Regions from separate parts of the Homo sapiens genome. Here all the other regions are linked to region 3. Evidence: chromatin contacts called from ENCODE Hi-C or POLR2A ChIA-PET data. All regions are on one chromosome and are shown on one strand. Each heading gives the region's core, a stretch centred on a gene start or an enhancer-like site at or near the end of the contact. The rest is flanking DNA. Distances are from core to core; before and after follow the strand shown. Region 1 holds the start of PHACTR2-AS1 (PHACTR2 antisense RNA 1). Region 2 overlaps UTRN (utrophin). Region 3 overlaps ZC2HC1B (zinc finger C2HC-type containing 1B).

Evidence for each region. A loop is a pair of places that touch in the nucleus more often than their neighbours do. ChIA-PET counts read pairs that join two places held with the same protein, here RNA polymerase II (POLR2A). Pooled maps may share reads with other maps.
Region 1: a pooled map shows a loop between it and region 3 (8-fold over the local background). The contact joins the promoter of PHACTR2-AS1 here to the enhancer-like site in region 3. A Hi-C loop is called at or near these places in 8 of 37 single-sample maps with no recorded cell type and 5 of 50 pooled maps. POLR2A ChIA-PET finds 5 or more read pairs at or near these places in 1 of 52 experiments (Panc1).
Region 2: a pooled map shows a loop between it and region 3 (4-fold over the local background). The contact joins two enhancer-like sites. A Hi-C loop is called at or near these places in 1 of 37 single-sample maps with no recorded cell type and 3 of 50 pooled maps. POLR2A ChIA-PET finds 5 or more read pairs at or near these places in 1 of 52 experiments (HEK293).

What each region holds. Positions count from the first base shown.
Region 1 is chr6:143,567,693-143,571,654 of GRCh38, forward strand. PHACTR2-AS1 (PHACTR2 antisense RNA 1) reads right to left here and starts at 1,647. Exons shown (of 3, transcript NR_027113.2): 1 at 1,168-1,647. It also overlaps a transcript of PHACTR2 not described here.
Region 2 is chr6:144,332,945-144,336,754 of GRCh38, forward strand. The region is part of intron 2 of UTRN (utrophin); the gene reads left to right. Among named protein-coding and RNA genes, the nearest start is that of UTRN, 50 kb to the left of the region's middle. Within about 2 kb of position 1,432, at least 15 of the 41 ENCODE cell types and tissues checked have a DNase peak (open chromatin) inside an H3K27ac peak, as active enhancers do.
Region 3 is chr6:143,900,739-143,905,135 of GRCh38, forward strand. ZC2HC1B (zinc finger C2HC-type containing 1B) reads left to right here. Exons shown (of 8, transcript NM_001013623.3): 6 at 2,306-2,414. Among named protein-coding and RNA genes, the nearest start is that of ZC2HC1B, 38 kb to the left of the region's middle. RefSeq lists an enhancer at 1,196-1,415. Within about 2 kb of position 1,338, at least 10 of the 41 ENCODE cell types and tissues checked have a DNase peak (open chromatin) inside an H3K27ac peak, as active enhancers do.

The sequences.
Region 1 (3,962 bases), core at 397-2,896, 330 kb before region 3:
CCTATCTTTGATTTTGAAATGCCAGTCTGCATCAGCTAGAACCTTCCCTACACTGGGGTACTGAGTTGAGGAATGAACTTCCCTCTGTGTTGTTTGCTCTGTGAAACTTTTGACCTGTCTGTGTAATCCTTAGATGTATCGAGGTTTAAAGTATGCTCTGAGATTTGGGAGAGAAGAGAAGGGGTTTTAAAAACAGAAGCAATTGAAGCATTGAGCGTCAAACTTTACCTCTAGAAACGTTCCAGCGATTCCCACGACTCTGTCATGCCCTGGAGAGAATTTTGGTATAGTCGCTATGCATCTTTTCACATAATTATAATCACATACGCAATTTTACCCTTTCTAAATTCACCATGATATTATAAACACTTATTTTCTGTTGTTACATATTTTCCTTTACCTTGATTTTTTTAAAAAAATCCATAATATCCAGGCCTTCTTCCTTGGAAAACAAAACCACTGAGTAGTGACACTCAAGAGTTAAGGGAACAGAATCCCAGACCTGGTTTTGCCACCAACTAGAGATACCACCAAAGGATTGTCCCCTGAGTTCCCTGAGTTTTCTCCTCCATGAAATGGGTACCATAATTCTTACTTCACAGGACTGTTACAGAGATGAGATGAATTAAGGTTATAGGGCCCTTGTAAACTCTAAATTAATATTCAAAAATAAGGTGTTAATGTCTATCTTTAGAGGCAGTAAGCAAAGCTGTAGAAACTAGGTAGTTAGTTCTCTCTGCTGATCAAGGCTATGGTACTCAAACCTTGAATCTAGAGCCCAACACTTAAGGAGGGAGAACCTGTGTGTTCAGGCTGTGCTCCAGCTGCTGGCTCAGGGTAGGGGGTCTTCCTCCCACATATAAGCAAGAGGAATCACTAAAGCAGAGTTCAAATATTCAATCCAGAAAGCAATCAGTAATGGAAGAACTGTAACTCTGGTTTCTTTATAAATGGAGCTGAGAATCCCAGGTATTTCTGATAATTTAATGAAGGTTTATGAAATTTTCTTAGTCTTCCCATGCCTTTGTATTTTGATTTTTAGAATGAATGTACTTCAAGCTTAGCACGTCCCTTATACACTGTAGGAGTATGATAGATCTATGTTGACCTGAATGAAGGTATGAGCAGAGGGGAATTATCCACGCAAGTATGGTATTATTTACTTTCCTCTTATTATTGAGCTGGTGATTCCAGTATTTCCACGGAATAGTAGATCAACAGGCACATTTCGGATTTGACTAATCAGAGCTGCAGATGTGGTCTGACAGTTCCTCTCATCCACTCAGTTCTGCTCTCTTGGTTGCTTTCTCGATTCCTATTCCCAGATATATTTCTCCCTGGAGACTGTTTTCTTCTGGACTAGTCTCTTAATCTTCCCAACCCATATTTGGAGAGATGTTTCGTGCTCACCCGTGACCATGAGAAAGTGTTGCACTTTCTGGCCTCCCTTGCAGTTAGGCAGGGCTATGTGATTGGTTCCAGCCAGTGTGGGCTGTGAGGGAAAGAGGTGTGTTACTTGTGGGCTGAGACAGTGAGAAGCTCGTGCATAATTCTCCAGGCTTTCTTTCTTCACCTCATCAACTGAGGAGACCACAAGTTCAGGAATCATAGCCACAGGATGGTGGAGCCGCCATTGGCCTCAACTCTGAGTCACCATGGCAACAGTCTCCTTGGAGAATCATGTGGCCCACAATGGACTTTATGTAATTGAGAAATCCATTTTTGTGATGTCAAGCCAATGATATCTGGGGATTATTTGTGACAGTGGCACAATTGTGTTTATTCTGACTACACATTCCATCTCTAAAATGGCCTCAGTCTGTTCTCTGATTTTAAACCTTTCTTGTATGTGGGGAGTACATCCTGAAAATTTTGATGTATTTATATTATTTAGATTATATTGCCATATTTTCCAAACTGTGGCCTACATACCACTGGTGGTATGTAGGATATTTTTATGTGGAATATAGATAGACATACCTGTTTTTTAAATATTTACATGTATAATTCTTTTCCACTTATGGCAAGTGATGTGTCTTTCCCATTCTTAGTGGTTGCATAAATGCTTCTTTTACAATAACATTGGAGAAAATGAAGTGACTTAAGGAGAAATATCCAGCAGATAAAAGTATAATTGATGTGCAGATATGGCAAAAGTCTGAGAAATGCTATTCAAATGACTGAAGATTTGGGAAGTGCTGCGTGTGATAAGTTATATGGTGGAATGTCTTAAAGAAATCTCCACCAGACCAGGAGATTTTCATTTTTGACAACCAGTTCACAGAATTCGATTCAGTAGATGTTTTTGAATGAGTAAACATTACTATAAAAAATGTTTAAATCTAGGAACCTAAATAATAAAAGTCCCAGTCCAATCCTTTGAGGTCAATTTCATTGTTTTTCTCCTTATTCTCTGCTCTTAAGAGATTCTGTTTCCCTTAAGTGTGTTAGGCTCAAATCAGATTTAACCAAAGATCAGCATTCGTGGCATCATAACATTTAAGAATTTAAAATGTGTGCATGACATTTTTAGAAATAATGATTTGCTTTGCTGATATTAAAAAACGAGGTTGCTGTTGGTCTGAGTCACAGGTGAAGCCCCATTTGTTTTTCCATTCAGCCACCCGCTGGCCCTAATCACAAATGTCTTTGTACTCACAGTCATCTTATGCAGGGTTTGTACTTCGGCTTCTCTCACTGTGCTGGAGATTAAAATGTGAGATGAGGAGTAACACACTTGCCAGTGACATGGAAGTAAATATTATTGTTTTTGGGGGGTGACATCGACTGCATTTCAAATACAGCCATGAAAATGTTCTATCAATAGCTTTCTATCGATTGGCAGTTTTGTGCCTTTTCAGTTCAGCTCCCAGAGCTGGTCCTGATGAGGTGACTGGCAACTCACCCCAGGTGTGGCAGGCCCCTCCCCACTCTCCTGGGGCTCTCCCTCTCCCCGCTTGCTCTCCTTCCCTAATCCCCACACCTTTTTATGAAGATCAGTCCTTTGCACAGCAGCCATGGCCAGCGTGAGGTGCATGTGCAAGTGGAGAAGTAGCAGGTTCATCGACTCGTTCTGGTAGGGGGCCTCTATCTTATTGAGCACACTTTTGACGGTGGAGATGCCGCTTTATTGCAAATCCCTCCCCGGACTCCTCCTCTTCTTCCAAAATTCAGGCTGAAGACAATTGCCCTGATTCCCTAACCTAAGGGATGGCTCTGCAAGTGGTGATCGATGTTTATCAAATGCCCCTGAGACTCGAAGACGCAAATTATATTCCTATTTTTCATGAAATTTAAAAAACTTTCTAATTTAAGATCATTTAACTTTTAGCTGCTGCAAAACTGGTACATGGAGTTCTCGTATACTCTTCACCTGGACTCCCCAAATGGTAATATCTTACAAAACTGTAGTACAACGATGGAAATCAAGAAGGGAATGTAGGTAAAGAGCAGTACAGTACAGTACTTCTAACTAATCTGCAGCTGTCATTCAAATTTAGCCAATTATCCCACTAACAATTATCATTGTTAGTAACAATTATCATTGCGGTGTTTGTCAGATGGTGACTTTCTAGTTATCATCCTTCTGCATTTATCAATTGGAATTCTACTACAATGAAGAGCTACCTCTTCTGAGCTATTTATTCATTCAGTTATTTATTTGTATTAGTGTGGTCTCATGGATATTTCCTTTATCCTATAATCCATTACTATCTACTTTATTTCTTTTTTTAGAGACCCTCCAGCTCTGTCACCCAGGCTGGTGCAGTGGTGCAATCATAGCTCACTGTGGCCTCAAAGTCTTGACTGAGCTCAAACAATCCTCCCACCTCAGCCTCCTGAGCAGCTGGGACTACAGGTGTGCACTGCCACACCTGGTTAATTTTTTTTAAAATTTTTTTATAGAGATGAGGTCTTGCTATGTTTCCCAGGCCGGTCAATCATCACTCATTTTGTTGCCC
Region 2 (3,810 bases), core at 182-2,681, 430 kb after region 3:
TTTATTTGAGATGGAGTCTCATTCTGTCACTCAGGCTGGAGTGCAGTGGTGCGATCTTGGCTCACTGCAACCTCCACTTCCCGGATTCCAGCCAATTCTCCTGCCTTAGTCTCCCAAGTAGCTGGGATTACAGGCTCCCACCACCACACGTGGCTAATTTTCGTATTTGTATTTTTAGTAGAGATGGGGTTTTGTCATGTTGGCCAGGCCTGTCTCGAACTCCTGACCTCAGGTGATCCACCCACCTCGGCCTCCCAAAGTGCTGGGATTACAGGTATGAGCCACTGAGCTCAGCCTGATATTAACCTTTTAATTCAATACAGTCTTCCCATAACAGACCTTCTCCCATTGATGGGCTCATTTTTATTGCTCTTTGTTCTCTACTGATTCTGTCAGTTTTTAGAGCCCATAAAATAGCTTCATTTCTATACCGTCTTATTCACATTCAGATTTTTCATATAGCATGTCACACACAGTATAAGACATTTTCCATAACATATTATGAGTTGATGATTTCTGTCATGTTGAAGAAGATCATACAGCAACACTTATCTTGTAAATTCTCTTATAATGCCAGGTAAAAAAAATGTTATGTGAAATGGCACATTGAAAGAAAGGAAAATCTAAAGGTGGATTGCTTAAATGATTGTGATTGTTTTTCCCATTGGATCTTCTGCAGATGAGAATTCCCTGCATAGATCACCCAAGGGGTGGCAGATCGGGCTTCTCAGTTTCAGCCAGGGGTGGACGGTTTGCATCTCCTGATGTGTTCATCAACAACATGATGAAGCCAGTGTCCTTGGCTACTGATTCCAACCTTTTGTTCTGTTCTTGGAGAAATGGGGAAAAAGATACACTTATATACTAGTGTAGATTTTGGTTATCTTTATTTGTGAAGAAAATTTTTTGTTTACCTCTCATTTTATTCATTCGTTCAGTAAATATCTCATTTTATTCATTCGTTCAGTAAATATTTATCCACCCACCTACTATGTGCTAGGCACTGTGATAGTCACTAGGTATTAAAAAAGTACATTGATGATCGATGCTAAGATTATTTTCAAACTATTTTAAGAGAGGACTCCTAAATTAAAAGAAATTATGTATCAACAGACAAATGCCCTTTTATTTTTTTCCCTACAAAATTGCTGCTGGCTAGAGAATGATGATGATTTGCACTTCTGACATCATTGCCTAATGTTGGGTTTCTGTGCCTGGGCTCTTTATGCTGTGGAGGCAAATGGTGCTTTGAGTGTCTTAATTTCACCGGAATGCTGCACCTGTTGCTGGCTATTCTTGCATATGAAATCCAGACCCTAGAGTCACTTGCTTTCATTTCCTTTTCCTCCTCCCTCTTTCCGGTGTGTGTTTGGGGGGGGTGGGGGTGGTGAGGCAGGGTGGGGGCAGCAGATTAGTAGCTTCTGTGAAGAGTAACCACCTTCCTGTTCCGTCAAGGCTATGATTTTAGCGCCCCCGGGAGTGGTAGTGTTGCGTCACTCTGTCATCTGTCGCCGAAAGACTCATAATCCGGGCAGCCTCAAGAGTTTGAGGCGTGGGTTTGTGCCCGAGTTTGGGGTTCTAGGGGAGGGGTGAAGTGGAACAGGCTTTCAGCAGCTGCTGCCGCCACCTGATACCTGGAACCTTACTGCTATTGAGGAACATGTATTTCCTCTTGGCTTCATTTGCTGTTTGGCTATGACTGAGGAAGACAGGAGGTATTGCATAGTATCATTTACTTTCATAAACATAACTTTGACATCTCTAGGCTTCATGTTGGTTCAGGCAATGCTCTCGAAAGCCAGGGAGCTGCTTTGCAAGATGCATGCTATGGCTGAAGGAACGGCTCAATAGCTGGGAGCTGGCCCTGAGGTTTAAATCCACTCACAGCACGAATTTGGTGTTTTACTTTGTGTCCTGAAACCTCAATAACCTCATTTTTCAAGTGAGAGTTGAAATATTGACACAACTTAACTTTTAAGAATTTTGAAGGCATCAGTGAAAATAAATTGAACGAACTTTGAAGTTCAGAGATCTCTAAAAGTGAATACAGACCAAATTATATCCTGATGATCAAGTAGGAACATCCGTAGTTCCAGTACTATAGTTCATTGACAACCTCCAGAAAGTTACGGTAGTCTAACATTCCTTATTTAAAACCAACTTTGCCATGTTTAATTTATTTATACTTTTATAGATAGACAGATTTACTACTGGACATTCTCTGGCAGAGAAAAATTTCATGGAAAGTGAAGTTTAATGTGAAATGGCACATAAGTGGTCCTGACTTGCAAACTCAGGAATGGCTTGTTGACCACTGTCCTGGAATAAGAGAGCCCAGCTTTGTTCTTGTCTTATTTCTGGATCGCCCTTTCTCCTTTGTACCTTCTGACATTGTTTCTGAGTTCCCTCCTCCCATCTGCCACCCGCTCCTTTGCAACTCTGTAGAGCATTTTAATAACAGGTTGTTTGTGCCTGTCTTGCCTCTGCAGCACTCACTCCCACCTGTTTCCTCAGCCTCTGACTTCTCCTTTCCCCTTTTTGGCATGCTCTGACCTGCCTCCGTAGTTGAACCCGATTCCTGAGGCAATGATATGGCAGGTCCCTCAACTCTCCATCTATAGCACTTGCCTTGCCTGGCCTGGGAACCGGCTCTTTCACTGCTGTACTGCATGGAACAGAGTAGGCACTGCTTAAACCTATCAGCTGCCTGGCTCTCTCAAATGCTCTTTCCAGGAACTCTGGCACTGTGAACCCACTGCTGAATCTCGTGGCTCATAAATAAACTCTCAAGTGATAATTGTGACTTGAATTCTCTAGTTCTTACCTGACCACCTCTTAATATCATCCTGGAACTGTCTTTATATCATCTTGGAAACCCTGGAGCTGATTTGAAATACCTCTGGTCAGTTCCTCAGCATCAGTTCTGTCTAATGAACACCTATATTCTTCATTGTCTCCTCACTCTTGGCTCTAAGTTGTCACAAGTAGATGATTATGTCTCATTCCCAAGTAGAGATAGGACACATGAGAGTGGGTGGGTGTGCCCATAGTTTAGACAGGACTATCTTTGTGTGGTACCAGCTGCGGCAGGATCTACAGATGACTCACACATGTTAATACCCACATCTTCTGAGTGGCCAACATCCTCAGATTTGCATGTGGGCATTTGCAAGAGGAAGCACACAGATGCTGTGATCAGGGCTGAGATGCCTACAGGTGTGTCTGCTGGGCTGCGGCAGGTGGTGGCCAGTGGAAGACAGGTTGTAGGTAGGGAAAGTGTTGCCTCATGGAGGGTGATCCTGATATGGTGGGAACTTCAATCCAGACTCCGACATCGCCACGGGCAAGCTGAATGACAGTAAACAACCTTCAGGGCTTGGGGACGTCAGCACACTCACCTGTGGAGAGCCAGCCAGAAGACAGGCAGTGGCACAAGTTTTCTGAGGTAGAGATTGTGACTGTAGGTGACCAAGGAACAAAATATTATGAAGACCACATTGGGGTTCATAGGCTGGTGGCCCTGTAGGACACTTGGACACATTTTTTTTCCTGCCAACACCAAAGAATAATTTCTAGGTGTCTCTTCTTCACACCTTCCCATGAAGCTTGAAAGTTCTAGAGCTCACTAGAAACTAGAAAAATTTTCCTTACTATGACAGCAAGTGTGCTTCGAGAAAACTCACTTGCTGACCTTTGTTCCACAGCCCAGCAGGTTGCCACCTGATTTATAAAAACAGATTATGGAGACAGTCCAGAAAAATTACTCCCTCTTTCTTTTTTTTTTAAAGTAATATTTTAAAATTCCTTTCT
Region 3 (4,397 bases), core at 88-2,587:
TGGAGAGACAGGAAGACAATCTCTGTAGATAATAGAACACAGGAGGGAGGACATATGGGTGGTGAGAGGCAGTGGTTACAATAAATACAGTTTTATAGATTGTTTTGTTTTTGTTTTTGAGATGGAGTCTCACTCTGTTGCCCAGGCTTGAGTGCAGTGGCACAATCTCGGCTCACTGCAACCTCCGCCTCCTGGGTTCAAGCGATTCTCCGGCCTCAGCCTCCCAAGTAGCTGGGATTACAATCACCCACCACCATGCCTGACTAATTTTTGTATGTTCAGAAGAGATGGAGTTTCACCATGTTGGCCAGGCTGGTCACAAACCCCTGACCTCAAGTGATCCGCTTGCCTCAGCCTCCCAAAGTGCTGGGATGACAGGCATGAGCCACCACACGCGGCCTAGATTCAGTCTTGACATCTGAGATAGCATGAAAAGAAGTGCAATGTAGAAAAAGCCAGGATTCTACAGTCAGTAGTCAGGGTTTGAATTTCTTTCTTTCTTTCTTTCTTCCTTTTTTTTTTTTTTTTTTTTTTTTTTTGAGACAGAGTCTCACTCTGTTGCCCAGGCTGGAGTGCAGTGGTGTGATCTCGGCTCACTGCAACCTCCGCCTCCCGGGTTCAAGCGATTCTTGTGACCCAGCCTTCCAAGTAGCTTGGATTACAGGCTCCCACCACCATGCCTGGCTACCTTTTGTATTTTTAGTAGAGACGAGGTTTCACCATGTTGGCCAGGCTGGTCTCGAACTCCTGACCTCAGGTGATCTGCCTGCCTTGGTCTCCCAAAGTGCTGGGATTACAGGCATGAGACCCCGTGCCCGGCCAGGGTTTGAATTTTAATTCTATAATTTAGGTAAACTTGGCCGAGTTACTTAAATTCTTTGGGATTCACTTTAATCTGTAAAATGGGGTTAATCATGTGTACCTTGCTGAGTTGTTGGGGGACTTATAGATAAGTGAAGGGCCCGGTTCAGTGTCTTGCACACAGGGGCTCCTCCTTTCCTCTCTCTACATTACCCCACCCTCCCCTTCTCCAGTAGCCTTTTCCAGTTGATACGATTGGCATGACACTTTTGGAGGAATATGACTACTTTGGGCTTGAACACAGCCTAATTATGGAAAAGTTTGTATGTATAAGTCTACCTACAGTCTGTAAAGCAGTAAAGGGTGAGTTACATTTCTGCAGATGGTTCTTCTTACTGGTCTCCAGAGTTAGTCTGCTTTAGTGGGGCCAAAGAGAGCACAGGAAAGCAGCAAACGGAAGTGTTTTTATTCCTGAAGAAGGCCAGCTGGCTGTCAGTGTAACCAGTGACTTGGCCCCACTCCTCTCCTTGTTTTCCAGAGCTGAGTGGTGATTGCGAACACAGAAGAAAAATTGCTTGCTTTGTGAATTCCTTCACTCACTGTAGAGTATATCTGAACAGCCGTATTTGTTTCCTTTGTGCCAGCTTCACCACTTTGGGGCCTTGTCTAATAGTGAAGCTTATTCAAAAATGGAACAAGAAAGGAGGGGTTGTTTCAGTTTTGAAGGGCTGTTAACACAGCCGAAATATGTTTCTATTTTAAACATAATCAACTTTTAAAATGTGTCATACTCTTAACCAAAAGAGACCAATATAGGCCTCTAAAAATAGCTTTATTTGTGTGAATGGGGATGAGCTGCCTCCTATAGTCTCTCAGCCATTCTTGCCCAAGTGAGAATTCTCACTTGGTGTAACAGGTTATCTTTATCCTGCAGTTCCGTGGAACTGGAGGTGGGATCAGTGGCAAGATAAAAGGAGCATGTGAGAAACCTTTTGGTCCTTATTTCGTTTTAATGTAACTATTCTGCTGCTGCTGCTCTGCAGGGAGGGGGATGGTGTAGGGATGTTGGAATTTCATGCTTCAAACATTTGCTGCCTGCCAATCTGTTTTTCTTTGTTCATGTTAAAAAAAACAAAATAGTCTTCAAGTGTAATGAAAAAAATAAAATGTTCTTTAAATATATCCTTTATTGACATTAAGTGATTTCTTATGTCTCCATACAACTAATTTTATAGGATAAATATACCACCACCAACCCCAAGGGCTTAATTATGGAAGGGAAGCTTCAAAACCCAGATATTGCTTTGAGCACCAGCTGGGAGGACAAGAACCAGGCTAACTGAAGTGCAGGGTGTGTGTCTGTCCCCTTCCCCTGGATTCAGGGAGTCCCTGCAGATGATACCATTCTGCTGCTGGTTAAGTGGGAACAGCTGTACCTCCTATGTGGCACCTGAGGTTACATACAGAAGGTGTTCTCTTTGTCTCTTTCTTTCTCTCTCTGTAGGGTAGGGCTCAGATGGGTCCAAAAAAAGAACCAACTGTTACCAGTGCTGTGGGAGCTTTGCTGCAGAACAGGGTCCTGGTGGCCACGAATGAAGTCCCAACCAAGTCAGGTGAGTCAAAGCACGCATTTCATCTCTCAAATGATGGGGGTCAGAGGAGATCACTGTTGGGTTTGGGATTCACTGGTAGTCTGCAAAAGCTCTAAGACATTCACTGTTGCTTTTGGATGCAAAGATATTTGGGTTAGAGGTTAAAGCTTATTTGCCAAAAGGGAATATTTCTTAATTTATCAGGATTACACAACTTTCACAATGTACAAGTCAAATTCGATTACTGCAATGGGAGTCTAAACCATTGTTCTCCGGTCTAGTAAAATTGAAGAGATTGAAAATAGGAGAAGACCACGTGTCATATGTTTGTGTTGAAAATAAGGGGAAAGTTTCTTTTCTAGAAATAAATACAGATCCTCCTCAATTTATGATGGGGCTATGTCCTGATAAGCCCATTGTAAATAGAAATATTATAAGTCAAAAATGCATTTAACATCCCAATTAACCCATGTAAAGTTGAAAAATCTTATGTCAAACTAACATAAGTCAAGAATTTCTGTACAGTCATCCCTCGGTATCCACAGGGGATTGGTCCCAGGGCCCTAGTGGGTACCAAAACCTGAGATGTTGAAGTCCCTGATATAAAATGGCGTAGAATTTGTATATAACCTAGGCACATCCTCCTGTATACACTAAATCATCTCCAGATTACTTATAATACCTAAGGCAATGTAAATGCTATGTAAGTAGTTGTTATGCTATATTAAAATTGTTGTATTATTTTTTATTATTGGTACACTTGGGTTTTATTTATCTATTTATTTATTTTTAAATGTTCTCCATCTGTAGTTGTTAAATCTGCAGATGTGGAACCCATGGGAACAGAGGCTGACTGTAATTTCTTCAAAGTAGCAACAAGGCAGAACCATAGGAGCCATCCTAATGGGGATGAGGTGGTATCTCATTTTAGTTTTAATTTGCATATCTCTAATGACTTATGAGGTTAAGCCTCTTTTCAAGTGCTTATTGGTCATTTGTATATATTCTTTGAAAAAATGTCTGCTCAAGTCCTTTGCCCATTTTTGAATTGTTTTTGTTGTTTTGGTTTTTGCTAACTTAATCACCAGTGTGATTGGTTGTTTTTGTTGTTGACTTTTAGGAATTCTCTATGTATTCTGGATATTAATCCCTTATCAGCCATATGGTTTATAAATATTCTTTTCTTTCCTATTCCATGGGTTGCCTTTTTCCTCTGTTGATATTCTTTTTTGTGTGTGTTTTTTGTTTGTTTGAGACAGGGTCTCTGTTGCCCAGGCTGGAGTGCAGTGGCACAATCATAGCTCACTGCAGCTTCAACCTGCCAGGCTCAAGTGATCCTCCCACCTCAGCCTCCCAAGTACCCAGGACTATACGCATGTGCCAACATGCCCAGATAATTTTTAAATTTTTCGTAGAGATGAGTTCTCACTATGCTGATATTCTCTTGATTCATAAATTTTTAAAATTTTAGTGAAGTCCAATTTGTCTGTTTTTCTTTGGTTGCCTCTGGTGACCAAGGAATCCAAGAAATTGGATTAATCCTTGCCTAATCCAGGGTCAGAGAGGTTTACTCCTATGTTTTTGTCTAAGCTAAGGCTAGCTTTAGATCTTACGTTTTAGTTCTTTGATCCATTTTGAGTTAATTTTTAATATATGGTGTTAGGTAAGAGTCCAGCTTCATTCTTTTGAATGTAGATGTCCAGTTTCCCCATTCAACCAATGGTCTTGCACCCTTGTCAAAAATCATTTGACCATGTATACAAGGGTTTATTTCTGGACTCTATTCTATTTCATTGGTTTATATGTCTGTCTTTATGCCAGTATTATATTTCCTTGATTACTATAGCTTTTAGTAAGTTTTGACATCAGGAACTGTGAGTCCTCCAAGGTACAGCCAAGATTGTTTTGGCTATTTGGGATCCCTTGAGATTCCATGTGAATTTTAGGTTGGGCTTTTTTATTTCTGCAAGAAACATCATTGAGATTTTAACCGTGATTGCACTG